Linked DNA regions of Homo sapiens: region 1 is linked to region 2. Evidence: chromatin contacts called from ENCODE Hi-C or POLR2A ChIA-PET data. All regions are on one chromosome and are shown on one strand. The core of a region is the stretch at or near the end of the contact, and the rest is flanking DNA. Distances in the headings are between cores, read along the strand shown.

What was found. Hi-C counts contacts between places; a loop is a spot of excess contacts on that map. ChIA-PET counts read pairs that join two places held with the same protein, here RNA polymerase II (POLR2A). Pooled maps may share reads with other maps.
Region 1: a loop to region 2 is called in a map of mammary epithelial cell, with 6 times the contacts of the local background. The contact joins two enhancer-like sites. A Hi-C loop is called at or near these places in 1 of 168 maps with a recorded cell type or tissue (mammary epithelial cell), 15 of 37 single-sample maps with no recorded cell type and 7 of 50 pooled maps. POLR2A ChIA-PET finds 5 or more read pairs at or near these places in 1 of 52 experiments (Caco-2).

Annotation. Positions count from the first base shown.
Region 1 is chr13:20,415,689-20,421,862 of GRCh38, forward strand. The region is part of intron 5 of CRYL1 (crystallin lambda 1); the gene reads right to left. Among named protein-coding and RNA genes, the nearest start is that of MIR4499, 15 kb to the right of the region's middle. RefSeq lists enhancers at 1-171, 172-753, 3,339-4,538. Within about 2 kb of position 4,328, at least 17 of the 41 ENCODE cell types and tissues checked have a DNase peak (open chromatin) inside an H3K27ac peak, as active enhancers do; they include mammary epithelial cell, where a contact is called at or near this core.
Region 2 is chr13:20,268,850-20,275,037 of GRCh38, forward strand. No RefSeq gene overlaps it. Among named protein-coding and RNA genes, the nearest start is that of GJB6, 40 kb to the left of the region's middle. RefSeq lists an enhancer at 4,529-4,698. Within about 2 kb of position 1,827, at least 2 of the 41 ENCODE cell types and tissues checked have a DNase peak (open chromatin) inside an H3K27ac peak, as active enhancers do; they include mammary epithelial cell, where a contact is called at or near this core.

The DNA of each region.
Region 1 (6,174 bases), core at 3,078-5,577, 150 kb after region 2:
CGCCTGCCGCAGACTCCGCCCGCTTCTAGAGGCCCGCACCCTGACTCCTGCAATTGCGGCTTTCCCGCTTTTCAGACTGGCCGCCCGTGTTCACATTCCTCAGCTGCAGCGTTTGCTGCTGGCCCATTTCTAATCTTCCTGTAAGTGGAATCACTGAGCGCGCGTTCTTTCGTGACTTGTCTCTCACCATCCTGTTTCTCAGATTCACCTGCGTCATGTGTCCATCTCCTTGATGCAGAGATATGAGTTTAGTCATCCACCCTGCGGCCATGAGCCTTTGGCTAGTCTGGGGCTCCTGTGAGCAGGGCAGCCAGGGTCACGCGCACAGGGCCCGGGCCGCGGCTGGGGCCCAGAGCATCCTTCTCCCCGTCACTGCGGCGCCCCGGCCTCCAGAATTGTGTAGAAGAGGTCCCGTCGCGCCTCAGCCTCGCCACGCTTGGTGTCCTCACCCTTGCAAAGTTTCGCTAATCTGGTAGGGTGAAATGGTATCTCACCAGGTTTCCTTCGAGTTCTAAATCACCCTACCACATGTTCACTGACTGCTAAGGAGAGTGAATCAGTCTGTGCAAGTCACTGCAATGCTGAGGAGGGTCGCCTCCTTTCACTCCCAATAGCGAAGCTGTAACGGGTCGGGGCATCACGGGGGCTGGGGGATATCTACCTAAGGCCCACAGAAACTCCCGGAACCGTCAAGAATCCCGTGTGGAACACAGGCATTGTCGCCTCCTCTCCCTGGCAGGAGGTCTGGAGGCAGGAAGGGTGGCTCCCTGCCCTCTCTCCAGGCTGCTGGAAGGCCTGGGCTGTGGCCCCTCGCACCCCCGTGGGCTCTGGAATGCTGTGAAAGGCAGCCAGGCGGCCTGCAGTCGCTCCCTCACCCTTGCTTTCCAGGCCAACATTCCAAACAGCCCCAAGTTTTCATTTTAGTATTCAAACTGGGAAGTATGCAAACATGGAAGCCACCCTATACTTGCAGTGTTATTTGGCTTGGCTCTTTTAGAATCGTATTTAGTATTTTTAGAGCTGATTTTTAAAAAATCATTTTTAGGATTGCAAAATAGAAAAAAGGTGAGCCACTCAAGAGTAGGTCCTTTTTGGTTTGTATCATCTGAGCTAACAGCCCCTAACTAACGCCTGAGAAGGGTTCTCCATGCTGCCCCATGACCTGGGAGGAACCACATTCCCTCCAACTCCCATGTTCTCAGTTCTGCCTGATTTCATCTAGAGGAGGGCTGTGGGTCTTCCATCAGTCACTATTCACCAGTAGAACAAGTTAGAAAGGGAAAAACGTTTTGATACTTTCCCTTCCTCACTGCTTCTTTCTGCCCATTTGAATTTCTGAAATGGATTTCTCAAAGCTTGAGTTTTTACCAAGAAGCTAAATATAGAGAAAGAAAAGGACCACAAGGCATTCAGTTGAGAAGCTCCACAACTAGGATATCATGTCCCCAAGGCAAACGTTTGAGTTTCTCCCTGCTGCACTTGGTGCTGAACTAAAGCTTTTCCATTTAGGATGTTTTGAAGCTCAGGTTGCTTAATTTTGCCACTGAGCTTAATTCCACCCAAAGCCTTGTGACATCTGTGGCCTAATATTATCATAACAATGACAAATAATCATTTGTCATTGATAAATAATCGCAGCAGCATGACAGGCAGAAACAAGTGCTTGTGTTGAAACAGGGAACTGACAAGCGATTCCTTATAATAGGTGACGGGCAACACAGCTGTGCGGAGATGGGAACCCTACCTGAGTCCAGCCCTTCTGTGGTTCTGTTAACATTGATCAGTTTAGCAATCAGTACTTACTCCATTTTAAGGTAAAATTCTCAAGTCACACATACAAAGAAAAGATTATTTAAAAATCATACAAAGCAATGAATACTACAATCACTGTTAGTTCAAAACATGGTTTCGCGTCCTGAAAATCATTGGGCAAAGAGATCCCAGACAGTGTTAAGGAACCCCTTTTATTGAAAAACTCCTTGCTTCTGCTTCCTTAGTTAAAACCTGAGATTTTTCCACAGTGGAGTAACACATGCATAGCTGGGGCACATATTTTGCACCTGATTTGGTAGGAGAAAATGCCCAGGCTGAGAGGAGCCACAAGACATCCGTGAAGTAGGAGAAAATGCAAGATAGTTAATAACGTACCCAACTGCTATGAAACAAATGTTAAGTCGAATGAAAGGTTTAGGGATGTATCACTCAGGGTTCTACCAGACAAAGCCAGTAAGATTCACACACATACACACATACATCAAGAGATTTATTTCAAGGAATTGGCTCATGTGACTGTGGGCCTGGCAAGTCAGAAAGCCATGGACAGGCCATCAGGAGGGCAGGCCGGCAACTCCAGGCAGGAACTACCCCACAGTCTGCAGGTGGAATTTCTCCTTCCTCAGGGAGATCTCAGTTCTGCTTGCAAGGCCTTTCAATGGACTGGATTTAGCCCACCCAGACTATGGAGAATAATCTCATTTACTTAAAGTCAACTATGTACCAAATACCTTCCCAGCAACATCTAGACTGAGTTTGACTGAGTGACTGGACGCTCTAGCCTGGCCGAGCTGACCCTCTCAGGGGACAGATACCCTCAGGGATCTTGGATCAAGCACTTCTGTTTGTTTGTGGGGTGGGGATGGGGAGAAGAGGAAGCAAGACACATCTAACAATTAACAATAGCAAAGGGTTAACAGATGCTGTGGTACTTACTCTGGTCCTTCGGACAGTCCCAGAAGAAGAGGAAGGCAGGAGAGAAACTTGTGTGGTGGAGGCACACGATATTTGATGGATAAATCCTCCTCCGTGACTATCTCCTCTACTGATCACCAGCTACACCGAACCATCTTTCCTTCTCTATAATCATCCCATTCCTAGATTTAATTTTCTGATTCATGTATTTTTTGCATGGCCTCATTTTCATTTGCTTTTCTCATTTTTCTTCATACCATTCTTCCTCATCCACTTCTTTTTTACTAATTCCCAGCTTTTGATCTTCTATTTTGTTTTGCTCTACTTTTCCCCCAAACTTGGTCCTGAATTTTCACATTTTTCTTGTGCAAACACTACAATAACTTTACTACTACTATCACCAGCAGGAACACAGACTTGCTACCCAGGAATTTGGATGAGGTTCTATTCAAGTTCTTCCACTCCTCAGCTAGAGTTTGGGCATAAGTCCACTGTCAACTGAGAAACAGGAGAAAAATTAAGAGTCAGGAGTCACAAAAGGTTTTATCTTAGGTGAGTGTCAAATAAAGAAACGCAACAGCGAGAAGTAGAGTACTCTGCCACCTTCAGCCCTACGAGGGCGACATGAAGAAAGCACTGGGCTTGTGTGGATCACCCCAGGGCAGCGGCCAAGAAGAAAGGATTACACCAGCACGTCCATCTCAATCTCTAGTGAAAGAAAGGATGGAACAAAGTTAAATCTCGGTGATTTTCTCATCTCCAGAGATGTTCAAGGACAGACCCAGACAAGAACAGTCACTTGCACAGAAGTAACTCGAGCATGAGCTAGGGTACTAGACTATCCCTCTGAGAAACATCCAGCCCTAGGGTCCTTGCAAATGCTACAGGGAGTAACAGAGTTAGAGATTAAGTTTATTATTATTATTATTATTTTGAAATGGAGTTTTGCTCTTGTTGTCCAGGCTGGAGTGCAATGGCAGGATCTCGGCTCACTGCAACCTCTGCCTCCCAGGTTCAAGCGATTCTCCTGCTTCGGCCTCCAAATAGCTGGGATTACAGGCATGCGTCACCACGCCCAGCTAATTTTGTATTTTTAGTAGAGACACAGTTTCTCCATGTTGGTCAGGCTGGTCTCAAACTCCTGACCTCAAGTGATCCACCCGCCTCAGCCTCCCAAAGTGCTGGGATTACAGGTGTGAGCCACCACATCTGGATAATTTTGTATTTTTAGTAGCGATGGGGTTTCTCCATGTTGGTCAGACTGGTCTCAAACTCCTGACCTCAAGTGATCCACCCAGAGTGCTGAGATTACAGGTGTGAGCCACCACATCCGGCCTAGATTAAGTTTATATTGAGAACTACCACAATGATTCATGAGTCTCTCATGAGAAACTAGTTGGAATTATGAGTTTGTTCCCTCCACTTATACATACTGTACCCACATGTTTTCGTTTTCTATACTCTTCACCACATGTTGCTTCCCCCACATGCAACAGGAAACTGGCTCCACGGCAAGGGTGAAAAAGATCTGACCCAGTGGTTCCCACCCACGCCACCTTCCAGGGAGAAGGTGAGGCCAAGATGAGACTTTAATAAGTCGAAAATAAAAGACTGCTAAGTGCTGCCCCACAATTACTCACAGGCTTGTGGTCAGGTTTGTGAGCTGCTTGGCCTGTTGCCGGCACTTACAAGCTTTCTTGGAAGCAAGACACAGACATTCCTGCGGAATGACTTGAGCAAATTTTGCTAACGCTACAAGGGTTGATTGAACACCACCACATTGAACTGATGCAAGAGGACACTGAATCACACCCATAAAACACCCGTCCTGTCAAGAGTCTTCCAAGAGGACGCGCAGGAGTCAGCGCTCCGGGGAAAGAAGATGAGAAACACCAGGTGGACCACCCTGGCCAGGCTGCTGGGAACAAGCCTACGTGCACAGCTGCCGGAGGAGAGGCGGGTCTCCCCTCTGGGAGGCATCTCAGCTACATCTATCAAGTTATAAAAATGTTACTCTCCCGCAGGCTGAGCCCACTCCCAGAATTATTCCAGAAAAGACTCCAGAAGAAGAAACCATATGTGCATAGAGGCTCACTGAGGCCTGACCTTAAAACATCCCGCAGTAAGGGAAAGATTGGATTTAAAAGAAAAAAAAAAAAGACCAGCTAAATGAAATATCATAAAGCCATTAAGAATGAATAAAAACTTGAGTAGCATGTTCATAATAGAGACTAGACAGGAACAAAGGAAAATGAAAGCAATTGACTTAGGGTAGAGCAAACACAGGTGGAGTTTTTCCCTTTGACTTTTCTTTAAAATAGAGGTTGTGTGTGTGTGTGTGTGTGTGTGTGTGTGTGTGTGTGTGTGTGTGTGTTTTGAGACAGAGTCTCACTCTGTCGCCCAGGCTGGAGTGCAGTGGCGTGATCGCAACTCACTGCGACCTCCGCCTCCTGGGTTCAAGCGATTCTCCTGCCTCAGCCTCCCAAATAGCTGGGACTACAGGCCCGCCACCACGCCTGGCTAATTTTTTGTATTTTTAGTAGAAACAGGATTTCATTGTGTTAGCCAGGATGGTCTCGATCTCCTGACCTCATGATCCGTCCGCCTTGGCCTCCCAAAATCCTGGGATTACAGGCGTGAGCCACTGCGCCCAGCCTAAAATAGAGCTTTTAAATAGAAACAAACAAACAAAAAAAAAAATGGAAAGGAAAGAGAGGAAAGACTTTGCCCTAATAAAAGGGACATTCCAGAGTACTTCAGGCCCCAGTGCTAATTCCCTGGTGCACTTTTTCTTAGAACACTGTGTGTATAATGATGCTTTTAGGGGGAAAAACAACAGTATTATAGAGTTTGAAAGAAAGGGAAAGCCTCGACTTTTACAACAAATACAACAGCAAAAAGAATCCATCATTGTGTATGAATGTGAATACATTCACTTCCATTCTATGAGGGTAGTGATACTTTAATTGAGGGGTCCTCTGGGAATACAGTTTACTACAATAAGTTTTGAACCAAAGAGTGTAAGCCCTGACTCCAAAAACAGCCATGGAGCACAAGCCCCATATCTGCCTACTCCCCACATCTTTACCCAGAGATGCTTCCTGCCTTGATGGCCCATAGGGCTCCAGTGGCCTCTCACCTGGCTTCTACCTGCAGCTGATGGAAGGCACAAAGGCTGGCTCCCACAAGGGAAGAGGGATGCAGTGTCATTTGTCACCTCCCACCTCTCTTCTCTTTGCCTTTTCTCTTGGGGGCTCCTTACCCCCATCCTCTACTTCTGGGGACCCTTACCCCTGGCCTGTTAACTTCCCAACTTCAAACTGAGGGAGCTGAAATCCATCATTTATATTCACTGCTCAAGCACCTATTGGTAATGATTGCTAGAAGGTGTTATAGTAACAGCATTTTCATTTATTTATTTATTTATTTATTTATTTTTAGAGTTAGAATACTAACATAGAAGCTTTGCAGCATTTTGGGGATTTT
Region 2 (6,188 bases), core at 577-3,076:
AGTAGCTACCGTTTATTGAATGTTTACCATGTGTGGATGAAAACCATGTTAATCATTGTCTTCTTTAATCCTCACAGCAACCTAATGAAGTAGGTACTATAATTTTGCAGATAGCCACATTGAGGGTGAGTGAGGTTAAACAACTTGCTCATATGACTCAAAAGTTTGGAAGCCATTTTCAAATCAGATGTGGACAAAGTGTGCCTTTTTAACCATTGTATTATTCAGTCTTCCTATGAAGACACGCCTCTATTTGGGGCATTTACTTCCTATATAACTTGATGAAAAAAAACCCAGCATTTTCATTGCTTGCCTATAAAAACTCTAAAGGTGTTTCTGTGGGAGGGTGTGTTATTCCACTCAGCTATTGATAAATATAGTCCTGTCTTAATGTTTAATGTGGATCTTTTTTCTGTTTCATGCTTTTCTGAATTTTTGAGTGACCATGTCACTCAGAAAAGCTTTGAATCAGCAACATTTCCAGTGGACTGTAGGGAAAGCCTGTTGTTTTGGTGGAAAGTAGAGAGTCACAGATCCCCAACCTTCATCTGAGCCGTGGTTCTGCATCAGTACAGACAGGAAACCAACTATTAGGAGCCACTACATGAAATAGTATTTCCTCAGGTGAGCAAAAAATTCTTTTGCTTTTGTAGATTGGCCCTGTCTATACGTGGTAGCCACTAGTCACATGTGGCTTTTGACGTTTGCATTTTAATTAATTAAAGTGAAACACAATTTAAAGTTCAGTCACCCCTGCCACACTATAAGTGCCCAGTATTCAATACAACTGCCCAGTGGCTGCCATGCTGGGCGGCGCAAACGTAGAGCACTTCTGTCCTGGCTGAAAATTCTACTAGACAGAGCCATCCAGGAATTTGGACTAGCAAGCACCAAGTTCACAGTTAGAGAACACAGTTGCAGGCCAGGCGCGGTGGCTCACGCCTGTAATCCCAGCACTTTGGGAGGCCAAGGCGGATGGATCACGAAATCAGGAGTTTGAGACCAGCCTGGCCAGCACGGTGAAACCCCATCTCTACTAAAAATACAAAAAATTAGCCAGGCATGGTGGTGCTCACCTGTAATCCCAGCTACTCGGGAGGCTGAGGCAGAAGAATCACTTGAACCCAGGAGGCGGAGGTTGCAGTGAGCTGAGATTGCGTCACTGCACTCCAGCCTGGGCAATAGAGCAAGACTCTGTCTCAAAAAAAAAAAAAAAAAAAAAAAAAAGGAAAGAAAAAGAAAAAAGAGAAGACAGCTGCTTTACAAAGCAAGAGGGCTTCAAGAATCTGGAAACCAAAGGAGCAATGTCCTTTGAGTTTCTACAAATTTGGGCCACACTGATTGGGCCTTTCCACAGCCAATTCCATTTGCCTTCATTATGGAAAGTAAACAGTTTAACTTCCTACTGACATGCTCTGCAGTGCAGACAGTAAACAGTAGCTCACCGCTGCTTCTGCCAGCTGCTCTCGGGTGTTCTACTTGGGTGGGGAACAGCAGCACTGGCACTGGCACTGGCCCCGGTGGCCCCACAGAGCATGGCTCCATCAGGCTGGGTGCTACAGAGGGATGCCAAGAACATTTGGGCATTGAATGCCTCTCTCTCTCTCTCTCTCTGAAATGAAAACCCTCATCAATTCAACAATAGTTTCTCTAATAGAACATATAGTGATTTGTTTCATCTCAACTGTTCCCATACAATAATAGAAAGGAGGGAGTCTGTGCCTGAGAGTGCCTGCAAACCCCAGGGCACACCAGCCCCGTGGAGCCATAACAGTTGCTCACAGAGACAGCCCCTCACAGCAGCCCCCGGCACAGTGACTCGTGTAATGAAAGCTGGAAAATTGCCCAGGAAAACCTGAAGATGCATTCCTGAAGCTCCCACACTCCAACGCACGCACACACAGACTTCTCTCCTGGCTTTAGGAACATGAATTTACCTTGAATCTTTAAACTTAATTGAAAATCTTGCAAAATAACGAGCTTTCCTTTGAATCTTCATGGCACTTTGTAATAAAATGTCTAAAAGGGGGCCATTCCATGAAATCATTTAATTGGCATTAATAGTACACTATTACTTCATATAAAATCATAATCATATAAATGTACTTATATAACTCCATGTAAATTAATTTATATAAATGCAAATCAGATATGGTCTTTTTTCAGAGTATAGAATTGAATAGAAAGTTAAGATGTATAAAATAACTGTAGCACAGAGTGATAGTCATTAATCACCATAACAGGAGGATGAGGGTTCAGTTTTTAAATTTATTCTCTAAACTGTATTTAATAAATTTTATTAACTTATTTAGGAGGGTCAGTTTTTTTAATTGCTTCATTTTGTGAGTTGTATAAACAACTGATTACATTTTATAGTTCAAATGCAGATTACAGCTTTTCTCTGGGTCTGGTGTTTATGCTAAAGAAAACATATCCTAGAAGAAACACAGAAGAGTGACCAGGTTTGGACATGAAGAAAGCCTTGGCTTGTGAAACGTGGCAAGAGGTTTCAAGTCATCAAGCCTGGTCTCTCCCACTTTACTGGAGTCAGGGCCCAAGTACCCTCTGTCTGCTCCCATGTGCATGGGACCCGGAGCCCCAAAGATGCTGGAGAGGCCCTGACTCAAATCCCAAATGTTGCACAGGCAGGCCATGTGGAGGTCTGTCAGCAGAGTAGGACAGGACTGACAGCATCTTTTGGTCCTTGCATTCTTGGGATGGATGCATTTCTCCTCTCTAGCTTAGTGATGAATGAACTTCAGAGGCAGTGGGGCGGAGACAGAGACTCAGCTGTCAGACCCAACCTGTGGTGGATGGTGGGTGAGTGGACGGGCTGGACAGAGGGTATTAGGGGGAAGGCACTGAATTCCCACTGTGACCCCTCGCCCTGGATCAGATCTTTTAAAGACTATCCATCCAATATTCATTCCATCCTAAAGCCAGACTGAAAAAATAAGGCTGGTGCCTTATTTTTAGGCAGCTAAAGATATCAACTCTTCTGAATGACTGCACTAAGAATCACAATGAGGGCTTCCTTCCCAACTCACCCACGGGAACTTCCTGAGCTTGGCAAACTCCCCTTGCACCTGGAACAGCAGCTTCCAGAAGAGAGCCAGAAAAAGGTGGTTCTATTTACCTGTAAACCTTGGGCAGCAATGGCATGCTCTTATATCAGAATTGGCTCCCATCTCTGTGCTGGAGATGGCAGGCTTCCCATTAGCCACCATGCCCTTCTTCCTTAGTGACAGAACCCTGATTTTAGCCTGGACAATTGCCACCTTGAATAAAAAATGAGTTTTCCTAGCCTTCCTTGCCACTGGGTGTAGTGGCTAAATTCTGGCCAAAAGGATGAAAGGAACGTGTTGAGTGGGGCTTCCTGGAAGGCCCCTCAAAGAGGGCTGATTCAGCTGGGAGGTTATAGCCTTTTGTCTCTTTCCTTCTTCCTTTGTACTGCTGCTTGAAACATGGATGTGATGGCTGGTGCACAGCAACCATCTTAAATCATGAGGGGACCTTGAGAAGAGAGGCCACGTGCTGGGATGGTCCAGCAGAAAACAGGTGGCTGCCTACAGAGCTACAAGAGGATGACAAAGTACCTTCCCCCAAACTTCCTTTAAGTGAGAAAAAAGTGTTATTTGGGGATTTTCTGTTACATGCAGCTGAAATGAATGCATTCAGGCTCTGAGGCCAACTCATCAGACCTCTGTTAAATTTGTATATTCCATTTCCTGAACGTATCCCTCATCTCCCTTCACTCCCAGAACTCCACTGGTCTCCTTCTCCACTCCTTCGTTTTCTCCCAGTCCCATGGCCCCACTAACCTCCTTTTCTTCCCACATCCCAGCTCCTGCAGGCTGCGTTTTTCGTTTGTTTGTTTTTTGAGTCTCGCTCTGTCGCCCAGGCCAAGTGCAGTGGCTCACTGTGGTGGCTGCGTTTTGACAGATCTCTCTGACCAGCACTGGCCCCTCCTCCACCCCACTGTTCTCCTTGTTGCCCCTCCCCTTACAAACTTTTGCCCAGGGTCGATTTAGCCATCTCTCATTTCTCATTCCACCCACAGGCTGCTGAGGACCACAGGAGAAAACTTCCAGAAGACCTTCAGGTCTCCATATTCGTGCTCTTCCCGTGCGCCCCGTTGGCTCCCCGCTCCAGCCTTTCCCGGGACCTCCCGCATCCAGCGGTTGTTGGGCTGCCTCCCACCCAGCCGGGCCTGCTGAAGGAGGGGCCTCTCCTCAGCCACTCTGCCAGCTTTTCCCTCCAGCTGTCTTCTCCTCTGTTGGAACCCCCCTTAACCCCATATCCATCTCCTGTGGTCACCCCGCCTCTTTTCTCTCAGGGTCTTGCTTCTGGAAAGCCTTTGCATTCATTTTCTTCTTGCTTCTCACTTAACTCTTTGACGCATTGCAATCTGACATCCACCCCATAGCTCTAGGGAGCCGCTCCGCCTGAATGCTAAAGGCAGTGGATACTCTTGCCGCCCTCAATTTTTCACCGATCTCTGGCATTTGACTTGGTTGGTCATTTCCTTTGCAGAGAGCATTCCTCTCGGCTTGGATGATAGCACTGTCCCAGCACCAGTCCCTCCTCCTAGAGTACCTTCGCCCCTTTCTCCAGGCTGACTCCTCCTTTGCAAGCCCTATCCTGCAACCCTGATTGTCGCTGAGCTAGGGTCGCCCTATGATGGACCTGTGGGTGTGGAGGTCCTGTGGGTGTGGAGCCCACACACACACAGCTCCCAAGCTCTGACTCCAGCAGTCTCCTCACCCCAGCCAGTCTTCTCTCTGTTATTCCCAATCTGCACAGCCCTACCCAGCCCACAGATGTTCATGGCCCACTGCCACCCCTCCACCCTAACCTGTGCCATGGTTTTTTCCCCTTATTGTTTAAGGGAAGAACAGATTTGTAAGTATCCCAAAAAGGCTTATTTCCTAAAGGACAAAGGTTTATTTTTTTGTTTCACAGAGGTGGAATTTTCAAAAGATAACGTTTACAATAGTTTACAAAATATCAAATAGTCAATTCTCAGTAGTTGTAATAGTTATTTCTATAAAATTGCCACACACTCTGAAAGAGCTAATACTGAACCACTGCTTCTAGGAGAAATACAAGTTTAGATTGCTGCAAGCCTGTGGTCACAACATTTTCATCAATAGATAGATATATAAACTTGTGTTATGTGTGTTTCTGTTTGAAGACACCCAATCTAATATCTATTGTTGATTCATTAAGATTGTATTCACGGCCATTGGCACTGTAGCTTGTGCCTGAAGGAAGTTTCTCTAACACGCGTGTTTGCTCTGTAAGGCACATCTCAGCCCTCTTGATGCCCAATATAACCCAATACCATCCCAATCGATTTTTTTAAATGGAAATTGAAAAGCTGATTCTAAAATGCATATTTATAGGGAATGGGAGAAATGGGAAGATGTTGGTCAAAGGGTACAAACTTGCAGTTGTAAAATGAGCAGGTCCTGGTGACCTAATGTACAGTATGGTGGACTATAGTTAATAATAATGTATTGGATACTTGAATCTGCTGAGAGAGTAGATTTTAAGTGCTCTACACACACACACACACACACACACACACACACACACACACACAATAGTAACCTATGTGAGGTGATGCATAGTTATTTAGTTTGATTGCGGTAATCATTTCAAGATGTATACATATGTCAAAACATCAAATTGTATACTCTGAGTATACATAATTTTCATCTGTCAATTATACCTCAGTAGAGCTGAAAAACTTTCTGTGGAATGCAAAGGGACAAGAATTAACAAGACATTCTTGAAGAAGTTAACCTGAGAGAACTTGCTCGACCAGTTACCGCACTGGCACGAGGGCAGGTAAATTGCCCAATAGAATAGAATATAGCCAGAAAGAGATCTGGGCATATGTGGATGCTAGACTTATGGCCAAGGTGGCATTGCAAAATTGCAATTTTTATTTAAAAGAAGATAATCAATTAACTATCCATGTGGAAAAAATGAACCTTGATCTTTAGTTCTCACCATTAGCAAAAATCATTCCAGGTAAGCTGTAGTTATAAATGTGAAAGGCAAGAGGACACAAAAGAGATGAACCATAAAGAAAGACATGATAAATTGAACTATTTTAATATTTAATTAAGTATTTACCTAAGACTTAAGTTACTTAATGTAAGTCATTTACTTATTTTAAT